Regions from separate parts of the Homo sapiens genome. Here region 2 is linked to region 1. A link is a loop called in an ENCODE intact Hi-C map of the cell type or tissue named here. Cell type or tissue: ascending aorta. All regions are shown on one strand. Region 1 overlaps DOCK10 (dedicator of cytokinesis 10). Region 2 overlaps DOCK10 (dedicator of cytokinesis 10).

What was found. A loop is a pair of places that touch in the nucleus more often than their neighbours do. Peaks named below come from ENCODE experiments on the same cell type or tissue, not always from the same donor. Only the 100,000 strongest peaks of a DNase experiment are listed, where the experiment ranks them.
Region 2: a loop joins it to region 1, with 4 times the contacts of the local background. A loop is called at or near these places in 9 of 110 quality-filtered maps.

What each region holds. Positions count from the first base shown.
Region 1 is chr2:224,980,451-224,988,450 of GRCh38, forward strand. All of the region lies in intron 1 of DOCK10 (dedicator of cytokinesis 10), which reads right to left. Among named protein-coding and RNA genes, the nearest start is that of MIR4439, 26 kb to the right of the region's middle. In ascending aorta, no CTCF peak of the experiment used is centred here; DNase peaks (open chromatin) are centred at 1,969 and 3,131; H3K4me3 peaks cover 4,171 bases; H3K27ac peaks cover 3,665 bases.
Region 2 is chr2:224,907,015-224,915,014 of GRCh38, forward strand. All of the region lies in intron 3 of DOCK10 (dedicator of cytokinesis 10), which reads right to left. Among named protein-coding and RNA genes, the nearest start is that of MIR4439, 100 kb to the right of the region's middle. In ascending aorta, no CTCF peak of the experiment used is centred here; DNase peaks (open chromatin) are centred at 3,137 and 5,209; H3K4me3 peaks cover 1,471 bases; H3K27ac peaks cover 6,352 bases.

The DNA.
Region 1 (8,000 bases):
TGCAACTTGGGGTAGGGACTTTTGATGGGTTTGTTCATTGGCGGATTCCAAGTGCCTGAACCAGTGCTTGGACCATAGTGGGCTGGCAATAAACCATTAGCGAGTGTGTGAATTTTGGAGTGGCCCAGAAGAAATTTTCAAGATGCACAATGACTTTGTATGAGCACATTTTACTCAGAGTAGTCCAAGATTTCCATCAGACTTCTTACATAAATTCAGTTTATCGGTTATCATTATTTCCTTAGAAGTGTGAACAGACTGGAAAATACACTGGCTTTTGGAATCATTGCTCTAAGTGTGATTCGGGGAACTGGTATTTAGCAGCTGTGTAATGTTAAGATATTCAACCTTTCTGAGCCTTTATTTTCCTCATTAGTATATTCTTATCACCTTATTTAATATCAATAAAGGTATTATATAAATCAAAAGGATCCTTGGAAAAATATGACTAGGTGAATAGTTTTTAAAAATTTCTCAGTTATTTTGAGGTATAAGGTTTTTTTTTGCAAATTTCTAGCTGTGAAATTTTATAGACTAACAAAATTAGAAAAATAAGACTTACTGGTATAGCATGAGCACTACACATAGTTAAAGAGTGTGTTAATGTTATTAACAAGAGTTAAACTTGGAAAACAAAGATTTCTTTGACATTTGAACCTATTTCAAATCCTTTAAAATTTAATTTGTGAAAACTTATGGGAATAATAAACATGAAATTATTCCTATTTACTGTTTCCTTTTAGAAATAATCACAGCCCCCTAGTTCAAGAATAATATTGCTTTTTGAAAATAAAATATTGATTTGTTGAAGAAGTAGGCAAGTAATGTTATAGTTTAGTATTCTGTCACTCAGAGGCATAGCCCAAGCCAAATGACTTTCATTTAAGAACTTTTAGAGTAACAGGTATTTTTCATTCATTATTTACTACATCCTTGATATCTCAACATTGAAATCTAAGAGAAAAAAGTCGATTATGCTGAAGCCACCTAGACTTCAATGTCTCCTCAATTTTGGAAACTTTACCATACCATCTATTCTAATTTTAGTGACTAAGCAGATCTCTTTTTAAACTTAAAGAAAGAAAGAACTCTACCCTCAAATTTATTCTTGCTGATCAAACAGATGCACAAAAAAGGAAAACATTGTTTATTACAATTAAAGCACAGACAAAAATGTAATTTGACAAGTGGCAAGAAAAAGCTTTCTAATGAAAACACTATGCATTCTACAAAATTCTTAATTCTTTATTCTAATATTGTGCCTAAGTTAGGCATTCTGGAAAGGCATTTCCTTTGCAGAGTCAGAAAGAAAAGCCCCAAATATCCTGAAGTTAAAGATCCAACTATCAGCATCTATACAACTTCAATGGTTACATGTGATTTTTAAAAAACGCCCATTTTGGGCTCTTCTTTCAAATTATAGTTATAAAATAAAATCCACTCACTTAAACCAAACTCCAAATTTTTCTCTTATTTTCTGCACAAAAGGTAATAACAACATGCAAACCATGAGGCAGAAGAGAATTTCTGGTAGACCGAGAAGCTGTACAGTTTCATGACAGATACAAGAAGAAGAAAATATGCTCTTTGAATGATAGAAATAGTTCCGAAAGATTTTCCCCAAACAGTACTTCAGAGTAGTAAACTCTAGGTCACACATGCCTTTATCTAACGCTAAACACCAAAACCCCTAAATTGTAACCTCTCTATAATAACAGTTCAATCCACTGAGGCTGCTTTACCACGGATACCATACCATTATGATGAGGGTTCTGGGTCTATTCATTTCATCGTCACTTTCCAGAGGCAAAATTTCGTGGGATGGTTCCTCTTGGCGTCGTCTACAAATGTGTGGACAGCTCCTCTGGACCACAGAACGAAAAGCTTGAAGCAGAACAATGCTGGCAGTGCAGCCCATCGCTGCATCCTGGAGCCTACAAAATAACTTCTATGTTGATGCTATGTTTGCAAAACAGTGGCTCCTTGTCCCTGAAAACAGCCTACACTGCAGCTGCAGCCGGCTCACTCTCCAATCACTTCCTTGAGCTCTGATCATCTGATCATGGCCAAATAGCTTGGATGCAGAGATGGGAAAGATTTGATCCACGGAAACTGAACACACTCAGGAATATTAGAGCACTGCGCTCAGAAAGTATTTCTCAATTCACATCGAGAGCATGTTTCCTGTTCATTACAATGAAGCTCTTCGATTCTCCTTTCAGAGGTCTGAATAAATATGTCTTTCCCATTCAGACACACAAATAAATTACTTTTTCAAATCACACAACTGAAAACCTGACTTTACACTCACAATTTTTCCTGAGGTATCATGTAAGGAGTGAAAATGATTTTTTTTTTTATAAACGTAAACACTTCCTGAAGGAAATTTTGCTGGACATCTCACTAAGTGATTGAGGTTTTACTTTTCATAGCTCATAAGTTCCAGAAATGAAACTGGCTTATCTGAAACATAGAGTTCACTAGATCAAGATGATTTAACCAAAGTATGCACGCATTAACCAGCCCTGAGTGAGAGACACCAGTGTTCCCCTGTGATTTCCTCTCAATAGTATGGTTGTTCTGTTCCCACACATGCAGTTCTGCAGCCTAATACAATTTTATATTTACATACGCGGCTTGCAGGGCTGAAAATATCTCTATTACTGAGGTCACTGAGCAAGCTCCGCCAAGCTGACCTCTTAGAAAAAGCAGCTGTAAAGCATTTTAACATCCTATCAATAAGAATTCAAGGCTCTGGGAAGGACTTTGAGGTCTTTGGTAGTTAAGAGTCTGGTATTCCCTGACTCCTGCGAGACTAGTCACTTAGGAAAGAACCAAAGAGAGATGCTTAGAAATCACGTGTCCTTTCTGGAATGGCCTCAACATCTAATGGTATAGTGAAAGGGAATAGGGCAGCTGGAGCTGCTTGCGCTAAAAATATCTCATGGAAAATAGATTTTGCTTACAAATGAGGAAAGTATGAAATCCCCAATAGAATTCAATCTTGAGATCTTTCTGCCAAGCTAATTCTTCCAGTGTAACTCTTGGAGATTCAAAGAAAAAAAAATGTTTTCTGTGGTTTCTGGGCTCCTCGGCGTGAAGGGTGCTGCAGGAAGTTTGAGGAAGGATTGTTTTGCTGTAACGTGTGGCCGCCCCAGCCTCAGTGAGGTTGCTTTCGCGGAAGCATCTAGCATGATGCTCAAACAGGCATTAATTGCTCAGTAATCTGTCACAACACAGCATCGTTTTAATTGGTATGTTCACCCCAGAGAAGTAAAACATGCTTCTTTTTCTTTTAAGAAGTACTGGCTGCCAGTAGTTTTTCATCTCCCTCTGTTTTGAGCAAACATATTTTAGTGCTGCTGGAAAAAGAAGAAAAAAAATGCTAATGATGCTGGCAAGTCCCCTAACTCCCTCTGGACATTTGTCAGACTGCCCGGGTGCTAATCTAAACCATTTTTACTCTAAACAACTAGGGCATTTACTGAAGAGAGGCTACGACTTAGCCTGTCTGGCTTGTGTGTATTGAATATCTATATCTAATGGTGTCCACTTGAGACAAAGGGCAGAGTGGGCTCCTCTGTTTGTGAATGTGTCTTTTCAAATAGGACAGTTCCTCTGGGCTCCCTGTATGGCAGTGCCCACCCCCACCCACTTACTCCCATCCCCCAGGACATATCTCTCTCCAATCACTTCCGTAGGTTGTGATCATCTGCTCATGGCTGCGTAGTTTGCAGGCAGCAAGCTGCTAGCTGGAAACGCTTAAATAGTAAACCAGCCCCAGTTAGAAACTGGAGAGAGAAGACAGATCCCTCCGCTATCCACCATGGGCTTGGCAGGCACGATGCACTTCACATCCTAAACTCCTCTCTAACCATCTCTCTCTAAATCTGGCTGACCTCTGCGGTGGCTTTTGGAATCAGATGTTTTGGCAGATGCCAAAGTCTTTAGGGAGACAAATGAGATGCTTTCTAGCTATTACAGTCCCGCCTTTATCGATCCCCTCTGCCTCTGAGGAATTCACCCCTATTATTGACGGGCTGCTGACAGGCTCTGAATATTCTCTCTCTCATTCTGTCTCCTCTCTCTGTTAGCCTCTGTTATCAAGCTAAAGGAATGTCCAAGGATTAGTTTCTTTGGAATTCAATACACACAACCATTATCCAGTGGACAAGAAATAAAAAAGATGAAACGCAGGAAAGAAGAGTTGAGTATGTTCTCCAACATTTTCTCATGAAAGATTCCAAACATGTAGGAAAGTTGCAAGAAAGGGTTTGGGTTCTGAGCTCTATGTTTTACATAGCAAATTAAGCTAGAGATTGGGTTGGGTTGTGGGAGACACAGAAACCTACCCAGAGGCCATGTTTCTGTCATATGACACACAGGAAACTTTTTTTTTTTTTTTTTTTGAGGTTGAGTTTCGCTCTATCGCCCAGGCTGGAGTACAGTGGCAGGATCTTGGCTCACTGCAACCTCGGCCTCCCAGGTTCAAGTGATTCTCGTGCCTCAGCCTCCTGAGTGGCTAGGACTATAGGTGTGCACCACCACACCTGGCTAATTTTTGATAAGCAGGAAATATTTTAAGATTAGGTATAAACTCTTCAGCAGGTGTCTGCTATTTTTATTTGAACTATTAATAAGATGAATCATTAATTTGGCCTCCAAACATCAAATGTGCACGGCCTTACTAATAAATGACCTTTGGAGATTCTTGTTCACTCTCTTGTCTGCCTTCTTCCCCTAGTAGGGTCTTATCTTATGATTCAATAAGGTATTTATTAAACCTAAAATGCTAGAAACAAGATTTTTAAAGTAATTGTCTTAGATTAGGAAATAATGTCACTAACAATTCGTAAGGCTAAATTTTCCAAAGAAGTGTTGGAAGCTAGATTTCATCCTGGGTCATTAATTATATATTATATTATATCATATTATTGTATGTTATTTCATATATAAAAATTTATTCAGCACTTATGAAATCTTAAATTTGTGTACAATAAAAAATGTTCTTGTTTCAAAGCAGAGATAGCCGTGTTGTGTAGACTGTAGTAGCCTTAATGCTCATAGGAAATGGAAGGAAGGATGGAGGGAGATGTTTTTAACATCTTATTGACCAGGGAGAAAGACATGTAGGAAGAAAAAGTAAGGCATTTCAAGAGAGTAAAAGGAGGTTAAGGAGGAAAAAAAAAAAGAGAAAAACGAATGAAGGGACTAACAAAAACCACCAAAATCGTACTGAATCCTAGGAGGATACTGGACTCTGCCTCAGGGGTCCACCTACCCAGCTGTAGACTGCCCATCCTTCTTCAACAAATCTTGACTAATGAATTTAGTTTTCAGAGCACTTTTCTAAAATCTTTTGGCCTAAGAATGATTTGGCTGTACATGTTGATATATCCACCACTGGGATAATATGTCCAAAGACCTTTTTACAATGGGCAAGGAAATACACATTTAATTTAAATAAATAATGTCCATTGAAAGTGTTGGACCTTCCCAGCTTTGTTAAATTATGTAAGAGCCGTGTGTCTAAATCTATATATCTAATCTATTGCAAAATACCTACGTCTGTTTTGACCGTGTCAAATTGGACTGTGCTTTGGCATGATGGAGGTGAAGCCCACATTCTTCTCCTCCCCAAAAGACCTGGTGCATCTGAGTCTTCTGACACATAATGCTGACCTTGGATGGGGAGAGGTTTTCTGCTATCCTCTATAAGGCATCAAGTACACGGAAAACTACTGCTGCTAACAGATGCTTGTCTTGTAAAAACAAAGATGAGCTTAGATAAAATATTTGAGAAATAAAAAATTGAGAAATGAAGCCTAACAAAATCAGCCTCAAGGGCTTTTTGGATATCCCTGATGCTATGCAGCTTGGTTTCATTGCTTCACACACTGTGAGTTTCTGGTGGGTCCATTTCAGGATCCTAATAAGGTCATGATCAGAACTTATTTATAAAGATAAATTTATGGAAAGGCTAAGAGTTTAAGGGTAGAATTATGTCCCCCCAAAATTCATATGTTGGAACCCTGAGCGCCAATGTGACTCTGTTTTGAGATAGAGCTTCTAAGAAAGTAATAAGGTTTCATGAGGTCATAAGGGTGGGGCCTTCATCCTCTAGAACTAATGTCCTTATAAGAAGAGGAATAAACACCAGCTCTCTCTCTCTCTCTCTCTGTCTTCATGTGTGCACAAGGGAAAGGCCATATGAAGCCACAGTGAGAAGGTGCTATTTGCAAGATAGGAAGAGAGTCTTCACCAGAAAACAACCCTAAGAGCACCTTGATCTTCAACTTCCAGCCTCTAAAGCTGTGAGAAGATGAGTTTCTATTGTTTAAACCACCTAGTCTGTGGTGTTTTGCTAGAGCAGCCCTAGTACCCTAGCAGGCCAATACAAGGACCTTGCCTGGGAAAACCATATTCTAACAGTGAAGCCTCAAGGGAATCATCACCTCCTCGGAGAAAGGCTCTTAATTCCCCCAGGTTGAATTAACCCCCGCCTTCCTCCCTGCTTCCAAAACACAAATGTTCAGGAGTCACCTTTGAAGTATCTTTTTGCTGCACCTGCCTGCCCTCTGGCCAGCAGAACATGGTTTCCGCATTTGGAGTCTGGAGGCCCTGACTTCTAGCTCAAGGTGGTGCGTGGAGTACATTTTTTTAGCTATCTCTTTCCCCAAATCCAAGTGAAATGACAACAAAGCAGTATAAAGGCAATATATTGATTACAACAAAATGAGAAAAGGTGGGAAACTTTTTCAGCAAAGAGAATTTTTGAGCATCTCTGAAGAATGAAAAGTGAATTTGATCACATTGATTAATAACTAAAAATGAAGTATTTAGGAACAATTTACAGGCACAGCAAGAGGATACAGCAGATGGCAGCCATTGCTCACAACAGGGCCCAAAAGGGGCTCCAAGCTCTAGAAAGTAGGGGCTGAATGTGAGAAAGTAACTGGATAACTGCCCTTGGACCCTGTTCTCAGCACAGATAAAACACTAGAGCACCTGTCACCAAATACCCCAAGAAGGGCAAATACTTCCAGAATACCTAGCATAGGTGTCAGCACCTCAGTGGAACCCCTCACTATTTTGGCTTTGGCCAGTGGGGATGGGGTGTATATCTAGTTGGCCTGCCAGACTGGCTTACATATCTGGAAATGAAGACTGCAGTTGGTGCACCAGTCAACCTAACAGCTTGTCCACAGGTCAGTCTGACCAAGTGAAGGAGAGGATTCAAATGTTCCTTCTCTCCCTGATCCCAGGGCCAGAAGGCAGAGTATTCTAGCTCCCCAAACTAAGTAGACCTCTCTTAGTTTGGGTTAATTTACAGTGAGACTGACAGAACCTACAGTCAATATGGACTGAGCATCCTGGTTCAAGTCTAATTTGATGCTTGTCCAAATGACAGCCTGGTGGAAGAGGTGGCCAGCAGAGCACAGTAGAAAAGCTCACAGCGAGCTTCAGAGTCAGCCTGACTCATACGAGTCACCTAACCTCTCTAAGCCTCAATAGTATCTGCGGTAAAATGGAGATCATCCTTTACACTTTCAGGATATTGGTGGGAAGAGATTAACTGCAAAGACCAACATAGAGCCTGGCCCATAATTATTCAGTGAACAAGCGTGATGCTGCCTCTGCTAGGGTGATAACAGAGGCTTGGTCTCTTCCCTCTCAGCTTCCAGGATCAGCTTAAAGGTGATACTGCCCTGGAAAAGCCTCCCCTAACGGGCATTGCTTCACAGCCCTGAACCTCAGTCCTTATCACGGTACCCTGTAGGTTTCCTTTCTAACACACCCCTGTAATTACATCCTGATTGATTTAGATTTTAAATTGTCTTCCCTCTCTGTAAGACACAGGATTGTGCTTACCTTGTTTGCTATATATCCAGCACCCACCTTGGAGTACATGCTCAATGAATAATAATCATGATGATGATACCCCTAAGAAAGCAAGCCCTTATAGCACTCGCCATGTGCCAGGCACAGTGCTAATGAAT
Region 2 (8,000 bases), 73 kb before region 1:
GGGACAAGAAATTTCTATGTAAATTTCACTCTTTGTAAAGATAATTAGCTCCACCTAACTGAATTGCAATTAGCAGAGTCTTATATACCTCGTTTATGCCACCGGATTCACAGTTGCCCCTAGGACAAGAGAAAGGCTAATCTGATAATTAGGTAGGGGAATGAAGGGAGAAATTTAAGGGCTAAAAGAGTATTACACTGACATTTATGATCATTGTTAATTACTTCAAACTCTGAGAGTAACATTATTTATACTTATAATTTGCTGTATGAGGGTAAGTACATAGAACTACCATCACTGGGGCTTGTGCCGAATTGTGTCTTAGAATTGCATGACCTCCCTGAACACAGGTAGACATTTTCGATGCTAACAGTAAGAATTAAGAATAGAGGGCCAGGCGCGGTGGCTCACGCCTGTAATCTCAGCACTTTGGGAGGCTGAGGCGGGCAGATCACGAGGTCAGGAGATCAAGACCATCCTGGCTAACATGGTGAAACCCTGTCTCTACTAAAAATACAAAAAAATTAGCCGGGTGTGGTGGCGGGCCCCTGTAGTCCCAGCTACTCAGGAGGCTGAGGCAGGAGAATGGTGTGAACCAGGGAGGCGGAGCTTGCAGAGAGCTGAGATTGCGCCACTGCACTCCAACCTGGGCGACAGAGCGAGACTCCACCTCAAAAAAAAAAAAAAAAAGAATAGAGGTTTGGCCATGAAAAGAAAACAACTAATTTATCTGATCTCCTGGAGGGTTTAATATTTTCTTTTTCTGCATTAGAATCAGCCTGAATGAAATGCACATGCCGGTTCACCCAATTGTTGATTTCTGTTTTACTTGAACTACATTGTGCCTCTAGTTTCTGGTGATCTCCTTGGATCACATTTACATTAGCATTTCTCAAAGGTGTTTCTTAAAGATACTTGGAGAAAAATGGACAGAATTTCTACATGGTCAAATACATTTTAGAAATGTTTCATTTCATATCCCCTTCTAAGACAGTCTTGATGGATATTAGCTAATTAAAGACTCTGAATGTGTGTGTGTGTGTGTGTATGTTTCTATGTGTGTGAGACACTTAGGAACATCGTGCAGACCTAGCCTCTTGCCGAACGTTCTGTGCCTACATAAAGTTGGCTTCTGCCCTGATTTAAATGAGTTGTGTGTGTGTGTGTGTATGTGTGTGTGTGTGTGTGTATTTTTTATGGACAGCTAGAGATTTCAACAACATTTACTTCGCCTTAAATCATATTTGTATTTACCATTTAGTCTTGGGTCCTGTTTTCATTTTTGTTTTTTCCTTTCCAGAATTCATTTCTGGTTTGAACCCCTTGCTTAAAATCTGAACTTTTCCTTGCCCCGGTAGCCTAGTACTATTTGGATGAAGACAGTACATAATCATCATCGTTTGTGTGTGTGTGTGTGTGTGTGTGTGTGTGTGTGTGTACATGTGTAGATGTGGCTGTAGAGATAAGTATTTGCTTTTATTCTTTTTTATTTTTCTACGGACAGAGTCTCACTCTGTTGCCCAGGCTGAAGCTCAGTGGCATACGCATGGCTCAGTCATGCAGTCTCAAATTCCTGAGCTCAAGCCATCCTCCTGCATCGGCCTCCTGAGTATTTGGGACTGCAGGTGCACACCATCATGCCCAGCTAATTAAAAAGTTTTTTTTAGAGATAGAGTCTCACTATATGGCCCAAGCTGGTCTTGAACTCCTGAGATCAAGTGATCCTCTTGCCTTGGCTTCCCAAAGTGCTGGGATTACTGGTATAAGCCATTGCACCCAGCCTGCTTCTGTTCTTTCAATGTTATCATACCTCCTAAGTCCCCAAGAGTTTTATGCCATGATCAAAATGAGACTTGGATGAAGTCTCCTCACTTATCATTATTCTACTCCCGCAGCAGCATTGGTTTTCAGAAATCAGAGAGGGCTTTGTTGTCAGAGTAACTTGCTACCTTAGTACTTTGTCAGTATTTCTCTCAGCCATTCAGCTGAAGTGGTCCCTAGACCTTTGTTCCCTCTTGAGCCACTGTATTGTTCTCAATTCTTTGCTCCCTCATCTCCTTTTGTTAAGAGAGACTGAACCAAGAGCTTGGTTTTAATTAGTATGCTGAGCTTTCTTCCAACTTTATATGATCCCTTTGTGTATATTAAAATAAAAGCTTCGTTATAGAAGTTTTGCTTAGGAAGTTTGCATCCTATTTCTAGATCACTTTAATTGCCCCCCTCTCCTCCTCAAACCCCTTGTGGGAGTGGTGCTTGTTTTATCACGGAAGTGTTTAGATATTTTTTATGGTTATGGATGTTCATTTTAAGCCACTTAAGCAGATTCAGATAAAGACAATGCTCTCCAGTAGTTGTTTTCCAAGTGTTTTCATACTATTGCTATATTTATTTTCAGAATCACAGCATTAGGATTTTTCATATCCCTATTTAAAGATGGAAAAACTAAGGCAGAAAAGTTAATAGTTTGCCAAAATGAAGGATACGTTCCCTTGTGAGGAGTGGAAGTACCCTCATCCAGTCAGGCTAGTGAGCATGTGGTATAAAGGAACTTATCAAAGGATCAGAGACAATAAAATGTGTAAGAACATGGAATATTATGTCAAAGATAGCAAAGCCTTAATTCTGGCTCTGTGTGAACTTGGGCGAGTTCATTATTCACTCAGAGCCTGTTTTCTAGGCTGCAAAATGAGGTAGTAATACCTATTTCACAGAGTTCTCAAAAGTTTTCACATACACACAATGTATAAGCAACTGTGTACTCAACTAGAGCTTGATGTTAACATGCAGTGTTTTAATGGATGTGAAATAAGCCTATGCTTTTGTGTGGGGAATGTTTAATTTTACATTTAAGAGATAGGGAGGAGAATTAATAACAGATAAAACAGAAAAGGAAGAAGCTGTTCATTTTAGTGAACTTCCATTAAAATATGATGTCATTGAAGATTAAAAAAAAGAAAAGAATGCCTAATGCCTTTCATGAGAAGCTGAGAATTGTCAAAGTAGAGAGCAGTGAGAGAAAACTCAAATTTTTTACTGAGCTGGATGTGTTGAAACTAGATTCTTGCCAATCTGTTGCCTAGCAACCATGGTATTTGCCCTTGCCACCCCACAGTGAGCCGCAGGGCAATGTAGCACAGGGTGGACCAATAACGTTGCTTAATACACTTGTGGTAGGTCAAGCAAGTGTTTCTACAAAGCTCTACAAACGTCAATGAATTCATTTCAGTGCTAGCATAATCTAGTTTCAAAAATCCAGCCAATGTTCCTGAAAGTGTGGCCCACTGACTGTATGCATCAGAGTCACCTGAGCAGAAACCACAGTGGGGCTGTGAGGGTGAAGACTCAGAGAAGTTTTCTTTCCAGAGGAACATAGCAATTTTATAGCAAAACACCCTATTGGCAGTTAGCATCGCAGTTAGGAGCCCAGGGACGGAGCTGGTGGCATGTGTCCAGATGTTGGATCTGTCTATTCCTGGTTGTCTAATGCTGGCTGGGCAAGTTTCTTAATATTTCTATGACATAGTTTCCTTGTTATTAAAAGGTGATAATGATGATAATAACAAACATATGTTTGTAATTGCTACAAGTAAAGGGCTTAGAAGTGTATCTGGCACAAAGTAAGCAGTCAATAAAGGTTAGCTGCTATTAGCAATTGGGGTCAAGACTTTTTGCAGTGTAATTCTCTGGGACCATTTCCCAGTCTTAGCTCAGCTCTTTGGTGACCTCTTTCTTCTTATCTGCTGTCTCCAGGCCTGACTATTCATGTTCCATTATCATCACGGGATATTTGTAAGCAGGGCTTATCTTCTTCCCATCCTATGAAGCACAGGTTTCACTTTATCTTTATCCTTAAAATCAAGGACTACTATGGGAGTTTTTGCAGGGTTTTCAGTACTAGTGACACAGAAAAATTAGCAGGGAATAAGGTAGTTTTGTCCCAGTCTTCCTCCTTTCTCTCTCCCTTTTTTTTTTCTATTTTAGATCCATACAGTTGAGAAAAAATATGATAAGAAGATTCATTCATGTTGCCCAAGAGAGTTGAATGTTCTGTCCTGAGCTTTGCAACATAAAAGTTTAGCATATATTTGGGATCTAGGGCGAAAGGCACTCTACTTGGTTTCTCCTTGGAGCAGTTCTTAGAGAAGTAAGACGCTGAGGTACAAGAGAGAAAAGAAGTCTACAAGCAGTTGAAAGGGAATTAAGGTGGGAACAAAAGTGAAGGTGAGAAATTTCCCCCAAGGAGCAATAATAAAATAAAGGCAAATTTTGTTGTCAACTTGTCCTCAGCTGAAGGTGACATTCTCAGAGAACTACGGATAGATGAAAAGATCTATCTGGACATTTGAAGTTGTGAGGTAGAAGCTCTTGAAGCACAAGCAAAACTGAAGGCCTCTGGGAACCCTAGAATAGTCCTTTGAAGTCTCTTGTGTTGTATGGATCCACTTATCTGCTTTTCATGCTATCTTTCCCCTGGAAAAGTAGCTACACTTGAAACTTGGTTGGATCTAGAGATTGGGGGTGAAGGTTCTGAATGGTCCCAGAATTTAGAGTTCAGGCTAACTGGCCCCTATCTTGAAAGCATGCCTGGCAATAAAATGAGGCAGTGTTAATAGGCAGGAGCTGAAGGAGGCTGGCAGCCAAATCCAAGGCTCTGAAAGCCTTGGGTTCTAGAGACTCAGAGCCACAAGCTAGGAACATTTGTTCATGTGAGAGCAATTGGAAACTGCTGAAAGCTGGAAATATACAAATGCCGTATACACCCCCAAAGAGAGCAAAAGGACCATGAAATGAAAAGTTCCTAAAACGATAGAAACATTTATAAATCCGTTGTAGTTGGATTAAAAACAACTGATAATGGACTATGTTTGCTGAATGTAATTGACTTCTATGACAGAAAGACAAGCCCAACAGATGGAATCCTAAAGCAAGACACGCATGAGATTTTGAGTGCTCCACATGCCATTTTCATCAGCAAACTAAAACAATAATAATAATAATAAAGAATCTGAAGTAGTCTTTTAGGTATTTATCTAATGACTTGAAGAATTATGTTGGATTTTTAACTTTTGCAGACAAGTTTAGGCAACAGGCTTCAGTTGCTTCCAATTCTGGCAGCATTTAAAAATACATTTTTTTTTTTTTTTGAGTGGAGTTTTGCTCTTGTTGCCCAGGCTGGAATGACGCGATCTCAGATCACTGCAACCTCCGCCTTCTAGGTTCAAGTGATTCTCCTGCCTCAGCATCCCAAATAGCTGGGATTACACGCATGTGCCACTACTCCCGGGTAATTTTGTATTTTTAGTAGAGACAGGGTTTCACCATGTTGGTCAGGCTGGTCTCAAACTCCTGAGCTCAGGTGATCCACCCGCCTCGGCTTCCCAAGGTGCTGGGATTACAGGAGTGAGCCACCATGCCCAGCTGCCCCCATCTCTACTAAAAATATATTCTAACTAATTTTTTCCAAAATAGCTTTTAAATTACAAAATTTATGTGTAATAGCACAACAGAAGAGAATTATATAAGTTGAAAATCAATCTCTCCCCTCCCACTAGAGTCCCAAACTTGTGAGGTAGCCAATGTTATGAGTTTGATGTGTGCATTCTTTTATACTTTTCCTAGCCTTATATAAACATATTTGTGTATATATGTATAGGTTTTATATCTTTCGTGATATCATACTACAATTCTGTGACTTGCTTTTTTCTCCTAACAATATATTATGGGCATCAGGCCGGGCATGGTGGCTCACGCCTGTAATCCCAGCACTTTGGGAGGCTGAGGTGGGTGGATCACTTGAGGTCAGGAGTTTGAGACCAGTGTGGCCAACATGGTGAAACCCCATCTCTACTAAAAATACAAAAGTTAGCCAGGCATGGTGGTGGGCGCCTGCAATCCCAACTACTTGGGAGGCTAAAGCAGGAAAATCGCTTGAGCCCAGGAGGTGGGGGTTGCAGTGAGCAGAGATCGTGCCAGTGCTCTCCAGCCTGGGTGACAGAGGAAAGACTCCATCTCCAAAAAAGAAAGAAAAAAAAATCATGGGCATCAAAACTAAGCTATTTAAATAGATATAATTTTTTATTTGTTTTATATTATTACAAAATATAAATGTGAAAAAATTTTAGCCTCACCCTTATTAATTGATAATTCAAAATTTCCAATGCAGCATATATGTCTTATGAATTACATTTCAAAAGTTACAGATGTGAGTATTTCAAACATCATGTGATCGTGTTTCTTTCACTATATTGTTATTATTGCTAAATGGTATTTATCTTAAATTTTTTCTTCCCTAAAATTATTCTTTTAATTTCTATTTCCATGACTACTAGTGAGGCTGAGCAACCTTGTATGTCTCTTAGCCTACTGCATTTCTTCTTTTAAGCAGCCTGGCCATATCTTTTGCTCATATTTTCTCCGGTTATTTGTCTTTTTAAAAATTAATTTGTAGGATTTTGAATACTAGGAATGTATGTATTTATATGTGAGTGTGTGTGAGTGTGTGTGTTCAGCAAAAGACATAATGAGTTACAAATGATTTCTCTGATTAAATATTTTATTTTGACTCTGTGTATGGTACTGTACATTTGTCATATACAAATTTTAATTTTTTATTTGGTTAAATCTGTCAGTTTTCCCTAACTTCCCACTTAAAAATGTTTTCCTACATTTTTATAACCTTTGTTTTTATTTTGTTTGTTTGTCTGTTTATTTATTTATTTATTTATTTATTTGAGACAGAGTCTCCCTCTGTTGCCCAGGCTGGAGTGCAGTGGCACAATCTCAGATCACTGCAAGCTCCGCCTCCCAGGTTCACACCATTCTCTGGCCTCCCCCTGCTGAGTAGTTGGGACTACAGGCACCCGCCACCACGTCTGGCTAATTTTTTGGTTTTTTTTTGTATTTTTAGTAGAGACGGGGTTTCACCATGTTAGCCAGATGGTCTCGATCTCCTGACCTCGTGATCCGCCTGCCTTGGCCTCCCAAAGTGCTGGGATTACAGGCATGAGCCACCTCACCCGGCCTATAACCTTTGTTTTTAAAACTTAGATTCTTTTTTTCATCTGGAATTTATTTTTGTATGTAATATGAGATATGGACACAACTTTATTTTCTTCCAAAATGGATAGTTGAGTAGTATTTGTTGAATTGGCCACTCTTCCCCAGAGACTTTGAAGTGCCATCTTTACTATTTCTTAAATAATACTATGCACTTAAATTTGTTTTAGGTATTTTTTGTTTCACTGGTTTATTTGTTCATTCCAGAACACAGAAAAAGATGTAGAGTGCCCCAATTTATTTTTTAAAGCTAGCATCTCTCTAAGGAAAGGAAAAAAGAAAACAAGAGCCAAATTTCACTCATAATATAAACTCCAAAATTTGAAATAAAGTAAAAACAATTAGAAGGCAACTCGGTATTAAGGTAATAATACAACTTGAAGTAGAAAGTTTATACCAGAAATACAAGTAGGGATCCACAGGACAAAAGCCCATTGATTTTATTACAGTGCTAACTAAAACAGAAAAGCTGTTGTATTAATAGGACGCATATGCATGTGATAACAGGGCAGCCAGTCTTTATAAACACTCTAAAATTTCATAGAGAGACACCTTTTAAAACACAATAAAGAAACGCCAGAAACGAACATAAAACACCATCTTTCATAAAGGATGAAAGAATACTAAGGTCTCCCCCTAAATTCAAGAAAAAGACATATTGCCTGGTATTAGCATTATTATTCAATATTGTTTTAGGGATATAAAATAATAGAATAAGATAAAAATCAAAGAAACAATATACTTATTAGAAAAGAAGAAAATTTTACTTGTTTACGCCTACACACCTAAGAAATTAAATACGAACTATTAGGATAAGAGTTTAGCAAGCTAGTTATTCATATTAGGAAATCAACAGCTTTTGAAAAATATCAGTAATTAACAGTAAGAATTAATTCATTAAGTAATTAACAGTAAGAAAAAGAAATGGAGTTTTAAAATTCCAC